Regions from separate parts of the Homo sapiens genome. Here region 2 is linked to region 1. Evidence: chromatin contacts called from ENCODE Hi-C or POLR2A ChIA-PET data. All regions are on one chromosome and are shown on one strand. Each heading gives the region's core, a stretch centred on a gene start or an enhancer-like site at or near the end of the contact. The rest is flanking DNA. Distances are from core to core; before and after follow the strand shown. Region 1 holds the start of NFE4 (nuclear factor, erythroid 4). Region 2 overlaps FBXL13 (F-box and leucine rich repeat protein 13).

Region 1 (3,601 bases), core at 424-2,923:
ATGGGTGGGAGAGAAGGAAGAACCTGAAAGTGGTTCCTGCTGAGGGTTTGAAGGGGGAAGGAGGGTTAAGTTGATAGGCAGTGGAGGATAGATAGGGGCGTAAGGTGGTGGGATGGGTTTACAGGCTTCAGGAGAGGGCAGTGAGGAAGGAGAATGAGTAATGAGTACAGACAATGCTAGAATTGTCCTGAGGAGAGGACAGTGTAGGAAAAGAAGTGGATACTGCTGCTTGGGAAGATGGGGGCTGGGAAGATGGCGACTGGGAAGATGAAGGCTGAGAAGATCGCAGCTGAGAAGATAAAGAGGAGGCTTAGGGGGTTAAAGAAGACGGCTGAGAGGGAGAGGCAGGGGCTGAGAGGAATGGACAGCAGTCTGCTGGATCTAACGAGGAAAATATGTCGAGTTGGGAGGAGAAAGGTGATCTGGGTGGCGAGAATAGAGGAGGATTTGAACAGGTGAGCAAGAATTACAGAGGTCGGGTTGTGATCTGAGTGCAAACAGGGCTGGACATAAGGAGTTTTTCCCCATTTCTCCAGTCGTCAGCAATAATTGCTTAAATCAGTTAAAATTGTAAAGTCGAATGTTCTATTTGCGGGCCATTAGGACCCATTATTCAATTCGTATTGTGGCCAGTCTGAATTGCAAAAAAAGACAAGGAGGATGGATATCTTGCCTGAGGCCTAAGGTTTGCAGGTTTTTGTTTGTTTGTTTGTTTTACGGACTCTCACTCTGTCGCCCAGGCTGGAGTGCAGTGGTGTGATCTTGGCTCACTGCAAGCTCTGCCTCCCGGGTTCACACCATTCTCCTGCTTCAGCCTCCTGAGTAGCTGGGACTACAGGTGCCTGCCACCATGCCCGGCTAATTTTTTGTATTTTTAGTAGAGCCAGGGTTTCACCGTGTTAGCCAGGATAGTCTTGACCTCCTGACCTGGTGATCCGCCCACCTCACCCTCGCAAAGTGCTAGGATTACAGGCATGAGCCACCGCACCTGGCCAGGTTTACAGGTTTTTTATGAGGCAGCCTAGAGGGCTGTTTTTTGGAATTGAGGATGGGGAGTTTCCCATAACTGAGGGTAGGCTCGGGAAAACAGGGAAAAAGGAGACCATCCTGGATGGTGGAGGGAGACGATGAAAGGAGCGATCGTCACCGCTGCCTTTTTCGTTCCCGGAACGGGATCAAATGGCTTAGAGGCGTCCCCCTAAGACCAGATGATCAGCAAGTACCTGGCACACGTCGGAGCCTTCTTGGACCAATGTTGGATTTTCAGACTGGAGAAACCAAGAGAGGCTGTATGGATTTTTCCTTGTTAACCGGGCTCCCGGGAAACTTACCAGTAGGTGAGATCAGTGACTGATGTGCATGCACAGAGAAGCAACTGGAGGCTGAGGAGCTTCCTTTGTCCGGCTGCTGTGGCCTGCTTTCTGGGGCGGAGGGGTAGGTCCACGGGGGACGAAGACCGGAGCCCCTCCCGGGTTTCGGCACCAGATGAAAGATTCTTGTATCCGTTCAAACTCTTGAGAGTGTGCCAACAGACAACACGAGGCAGTGTGGAGCAACCTGCTGTTTTAATGAGCGCCTGGGTGCAGGCAGGCTAAGGCCTAAAATGGCGTCAGCACCAAATGAGTAGGGGGCAGGGTTTTATAGTCTTCCGTAAACAGGAATTGTCCCAGTCTGATGTAACTGCTATGTGGTACCCAGATGGCCTGTTTCTCGATCTTCAGGGGTACGTGTCTTCCGGCCAGGGTAGGTGTCTTCTGGCCGGCTCTCTTCCTGCTTCTGCTATCTTGCTGACTCACGCTGCTGGTACAAGTGGCCTTGTGCCTTGGGACTGGGCCTGAGAAGAGAGGAGTTACTCATTCCTTCAAGCTTTCGGGCGTTGGGGAGAATCTTTCAAAAACAAAATGAACACAAATGAAAGGAAGGCTGATAACCATCATTTTACTCGTTACTTCCGTAAGTCCAACATTTTAAAATTTCACATAGAAGTGAAATCATGGAGAATTTGTCTTTCCGTGCCTGAAAGTGTAGATTTTAAATGTTTTCTTCACACACAAAAATGATAATTATGTGAGGTGGTGATTTCTTAATTATTAACCTGATTTAATCATTCCACATTATAAACATAAATCAAAACATCACATTTTAACCATAAATGCATTTTAATTATTATTTGTCAATTAAAAATAAAACTAAGAAAAGAAAATAGATAGCTACATTAATATTGGGGGAAAAACATTAAAGCAAAAAGCATTTTTAGGAATAAAAAATTTTTGTCTTCTAACCAATACATTTTGTTAAATTTATTATGATTATTGATATACTTGGGTTCATTTTTCTAATTTCATTTTATACTATTTATTATCTTTTTATTTATTATTTATTATCTTTTTATATGTTTTATTTTTCCCCTTTCCTGACTTTATTGAATTTTTAAAAAATAAAAACGTTTAAAGTAATTTCAATAGCTTCTGGGATAGATGTGGTTTTTGGTTACATTGATGAATGGTATAGTGGTGAAGTCAGATTTTAGCGCACCCATTACCAAGTAGTGTACTATTTATTGAGTATTTAAATCTACCCCCTTTTTTCTACTTTCATGTTTTAGATGATATACATTCTATTTCTATGATTTTACTGGTTACTCTTAAATATTTTTAACATGTTGTAGAAGATAACCATTCTATTTCTACTATTTTACTGGTTACTCAAATATTTTTAATGTGTACATTTATTAATAAGGCCTAAAGTAAATTAATATTTATACTTTCTTCTTGAAGAATAATTGAAATTTAGAACACTAACTCTTGATTACTCTCTCTGGTGTTAGAGTGTTATTATTATCTAGTGTTTTTGTTCCATCTTATTGTTCTACCCCCACGTTTTCATCATGATACTGTTTTATAAAGTTAATGGCTTTACCCATATACTTATTAGATTTTTTGCCCATTGTTATTATTTGCATTTCATGCCTTTCTTCTGATTTCAGTGTTCTTTAGAAGTTCCTTTGTGAAGGGTCCATTGGAAGCAAACTCTCAGTCTATGTCTCAAAGTGTCTTTAAATTTTTTTTTTTTTTTTTGAGATGGACTCTCACTCTGTCTCCCAGGCTGGAATGCAGTGGCACAATCTTGGCTCACTGCAACCTCTGCCTCCCTGGTTCAAGCGATTTTCCTGCCTTAGCCTCCCAAGTAGCTGGGATTACAGGTGCATGCCACCACACCCAGCTAATTTTTGTATTTTTAGTAGAGATGGGGTTTTGCCATGTTGGCCAGGCTGGTCTCGAACTTCTGACCTCAGGTGATCCGCCCACCTTGGCTTTCCAAAGTGCTGGGATTACGGGCATGAGCCACTGTGCCTGGCCTTAAATTTTTTAGAGACAGAGTCTTGCTATGTTACCCAGGCTGGCCTTCAATTCTTGGGCTCAGGTAATCTTGCCTCAGCCTCTCAAGTAGCTGGGACTACAGGTGTACTACCATGCCTGGCAAAAAATGTCTTTTTTTTTTTTTTTTTGAGACGGAGTTTCGCTCTTATTGCCTAGGCTGGAGTGCAATGGCACAATCTTGGCTCACCGCCACCTCCGCCCGGGTTCAAGCGATTCTCCTG
Region 2 (3,660 bases), core at 34-2,533, 65 kb before region 1:
ATGTGTCTTGGAGTTGCTCTTCTCAAGGCGTATCTTTGTGTTGGTGTCTGTGTTTCCTGAATTTGAATGTTGGCCTGCCTTGCTAGGTTAGGGAAGTTTTCCTGGATAATATCCTGAAGAGTGTTTTCTAACTTGATTGCATTCTCCCTGTCACTTTCCAGTACACCAATCAAATGTATATTTATTTGGTCTTTTCACCTAGTCCCATATTTCTTGGAGGCTTTGTTCATTTCTTTTCACTCTTTTTTCTCTAATCTTGTCTTCTTGCTTTATTTCATTAATTTGATCTTCAATCACTGATATCCTTTCTTCCACTTGATGGAATCAGCTATTGAAGCTTATGCATGCATCATGAAGTTCTCATGCCATGGTTTTCAGCTCCATCAGGTCATTTAAGGTCTTCTCTACACTATTCATTCTAGTTAGCCATTCATCTAATCTTTTTTCAAGATTTTTAGCTTCCTTGGGATGGGTTAGAACATGCTCCTTTAGCTCAGAGAAGTTTGTTATTACCCACCTTCTGAAGCCTACTTCTGTCAACTTGTCAAACTCATTCTCCATCCAGTTTTGTCCCCTTGCTGGCGAGGAGCTGCGATCCTTTGGAAGAGAATAGGCCCTGTGTCTTTTGGAATTTTCAGCTTTTCTGCTCTGGTTTCTCCCCATCTTTGTGGTTTTATCTACCTTTGGTCTTTGATGTTGGTGACCTACAGATGGGGTTTTGGTGTGGATGTCATTTTTGTTGATGTTCATGATATTCCTTTCTGTTTGTTAGTTTTCCTTTAACAGTCAGACCCCTGAGCTGCCAGTCTGTTGGAGTTTGCTGGAGGTCCACTCCAGACCTTGTTTGCCTATGTATCACCAGTGGAGGCTGCAGAACAGCAAATATTGCTGCCTGATCCTTCCTCTGGAAGCTTCGTCCCAGAGGGGCACCCGCCTGTTTGAGGTGTCTATCAGCCCCTACTGGGAGATGTTTCCCAGTCAGGCTACATGGGGGTCAGGGACCTGCTTGAGGAGGCAGTCTGTCCATTCTCAGAGCTTGAACGCCGTGCTGAGAGAATCACTGCTCTCTTCAGAGCTGTCAGACAGGGACGTTTAAGTCTGCAGAAGCTGTCTGCTGCCTTTTGTTCTACTATGCCCTGTCCCCAGAGGTGGAATCTATAGAGGCAGTAGGCCTTGCTGAGCTGTGGTGGGCTCCGCCCAGTTTGTGCTTCCTGGCCTCTTTGTTTACACTGTGAGCTACTCAAGCCTCAGCAATGGCAGATGCCCCTCCCCCCGCCAATCTGCAGTGTCGCAGGTCGATCTCAGACTGCTGCGCTAGCAGTGAGTAAGGCTCCATGGGTGTGGGACTCACCGAGCCAGGCATGGGAGGGAGGGTATCTCCTGGTCTGCAGGTTGCGAAGACTGTGGGAAAAGCTCAGTATTTGGTCAGGCATGTACCGTTTTCCCAGGTACAGTCTGTCATGGCTTCCCTTGGCTTGGAAAGGGAAATCCCCTGACCCCTTGCACTTCCTGGGTGAGGCGATGCCCTACCCTGCTTCAGCTCGCCCTCTGTGGGCTGCACCCACTGTCCAACCAGTCCCAGTGAGGTGCACCAGATACCTCAGCTGGAAATGCAGAAATCATCCGTCTTCTGCGTGGATCTCGCTGGGAGCTGCAGACCGGAGCTGTTTCTATTCGGCCATCTTGGAAGCATGCCCAAAAATATTCTTTTACAGACAGGGTCTCACTCTGTCACTCTTGCTGGAGTGCAGTGGCATGATCATAGTTCATTGTAACCTTGAATTCCTGAGCTCAAACAATCCTCCTGCCTCTGCCTCCTGAGTAGCTGGGACTACTAGATGTGAGCTACCACACCTGGCTAATTTTTTTTTCCTTTGGTACAGACAGAGTCTCACTGTGTTGCCCCAGCTGGTCTCAAACTCCTGGCCTCAAGAGATCTTCCTACCTCAGCCTCCCAAAGTGCTAGGATTATAGGCGTGACCCACTGTGTCTTTTAAAATAATAAAATAAAATACAAAATATTTTAAAATAATGCTATCACAGAGGAGCATCGTGTAAAAAAAACCCTAAAATGTAAATGAAAGATATGGATTTGAAAAGTCTTACTGATGAACAAAGTTTAACTGTGGAAAGGAAACTTAATCTTAAGACCCTTAGGGGCTGGAGTTTTAATCATTTGGGAGAGGCAGACAATGCCTGTGCCCCAAATAAGAATCAGTTGGTTGATAATCAGTTGGTTGATCCTGTATCCTTGTTGGCTCTGCAAAGGTATTTCATTTCTTTTGAAACTGAGTACATTACTGTTATCTGATAAGGCATCAAAATAAACATTACTGTAATCAGGAAGGAGTAAAACATTAAGTAAAGTGTGGAAGTAATGAAGATATGAACTAGATTCATGTTGTTTAGGATAAGTTTAAGTGTAACATATAATAATGATATGATATTTATGTATATTCTGTCTGCTATTTATGGCATTTTAGGTGTTCTAAGGAATGGCTTTGTAAATTGTAATTGTAGTTTAAATTATTTCAGGGACTTTACTTAATGAAGTTGGTAACAAACATGAACATGTTTAAGAAACATTGAGTTTCCAAAATTGTATTTATTTAAATATGTGTTTATTGGTAAAAAGCATTAAAGTACAAATGTTAGTGAGCGTTTCTGTCCAGGCACAAAAGCCCTTTAGGTATTAAAGACTCTTTTGGGCCAGGCACTGTGGCTTGTGCCTGTAACCCCAACACTTTGGGAGGCCGAAGTGGGCAGATCACTTGAGGCCAGGAGTTCAAGAGCAGCCTGGGCAACATGGTGAAACCCCATTTCTACTAAAAATACAAAAATTAGCTACGTGTGGTGGTGCACACCTGTAATCCCAGTTACTGAGGAGACTAAGGCACAAGAATCACTTGAACCGGGGAGTGGAGATTGCAGTGAGCCAAGATCGTGCTCCAGTCTGGGTGACAGATTGAGACTCTGTCTCAAAAATAAATAAATAAATAAATCAGTAATTTGCAGAAGATCAAGAAATAAGAAAAATGACTCATCATGAAAAATTCAACACTTCATACCATGCCGTGCTGCTATATATAAAGATATGTTCTCTCTGTATTAAAGACATGGCTTCTTTTTGCCATTGTTATTAACTTGTAGGGCTTTTGAAAAATAAAAAAAAAATCTGAGTTGGGAGGGATTTAAATTAGGCATATCCATTCAACACATATTTATAATCCCCATTCTGTTTTGCTATTATTATTCTAGAACAGTGGTCACCAACCTTTTTGGTACCAGAGACTGGTTTTGTGGAAGAAATTTTTTCCATGGACTGTGGTGGGGTGGTGGGGGTGATTTAAGGATGAAACTGTTGTACCTCAGATCATCAGGCATTAGTTAGATTCTCATAAGGAATGCACAACCTAGATCCTTTGCATGCACAGTTCACAGTGGGGTTCGTGCTCCCATGAGAATCTAATGCTGCGGCTGATGAGGTGGAGCTCAGGAGGTAATGCTCGCTTGCCCACTGCTCACCTCCTGCTGTGTGGCCTAGTTCCTAACAGGCCATGGACCTGTACCAGTCTGTGGCCTGGGGGTTGGAGACCCCTATTCTAGAATGATACTATGTGGGATATAAATGAAGCTCATTAATGAAGTAAAGGCATGGTA

What was found. Hi-C counts contacts between places; a loop is a spot of excess contacts on that map. ChIA-PET counts read pairs that join two places held with the same protein, here RNA polymerase II (POLR2A). Pooled maps may share reads with other maps.
Region 2: a map of PC-9 shows a loop between it and region 1 (2.4-fold over the local background). The contact joins the enhancer-like site here to the promoter of NFE4 in region 1. A Hi-C loop is called at or near these places in 2 of 168 maps with a recorded cell type or tissue (K562 and PC-9) and 1 of 50 pooled maps. POLR2A ChIA-PET finds 5 or more read pairs at or near these places in 1 of 52 experiments (K562).

What each region holds. Positions count from the first base shown.
Region 1 is chr7:102,971,502-102,975,102 of GRCh38, reverse strand. NFE4 (nuclear factor, erythroid 4) reads right to left here and starts at 1,673. Exons shown (of 3, transcript NR_166512.1): 1 at 1,332-1,673. The region is part of intron 7 of FBXL13 (F-box and leucine rich repeat protein 13); the gene reads left to right. RefSeq lists a silencer at 1,132-1,302 and enhancers at 982-1,495, 953-2,152.
Region 2 is chr7:103,035,859-103,039,518 of GRCh38, reverse strand. The region is part of intron 3 of FBXL13 (F-box and leucine rich repeat protein 13); the gene reads left to right. Among named protein-coding and RNA genes, the nearest start is that of FBXL13, 37 kb to the left of the region's middle. Within about 2 kb of position 1,283, at least 4 of the 41 ENCODE cell types and tissues checked have a DNase peak (open chromatin) inside an H3K27ac peak, as active enhancers do; they include PC-9, where a contact is called at or near this core.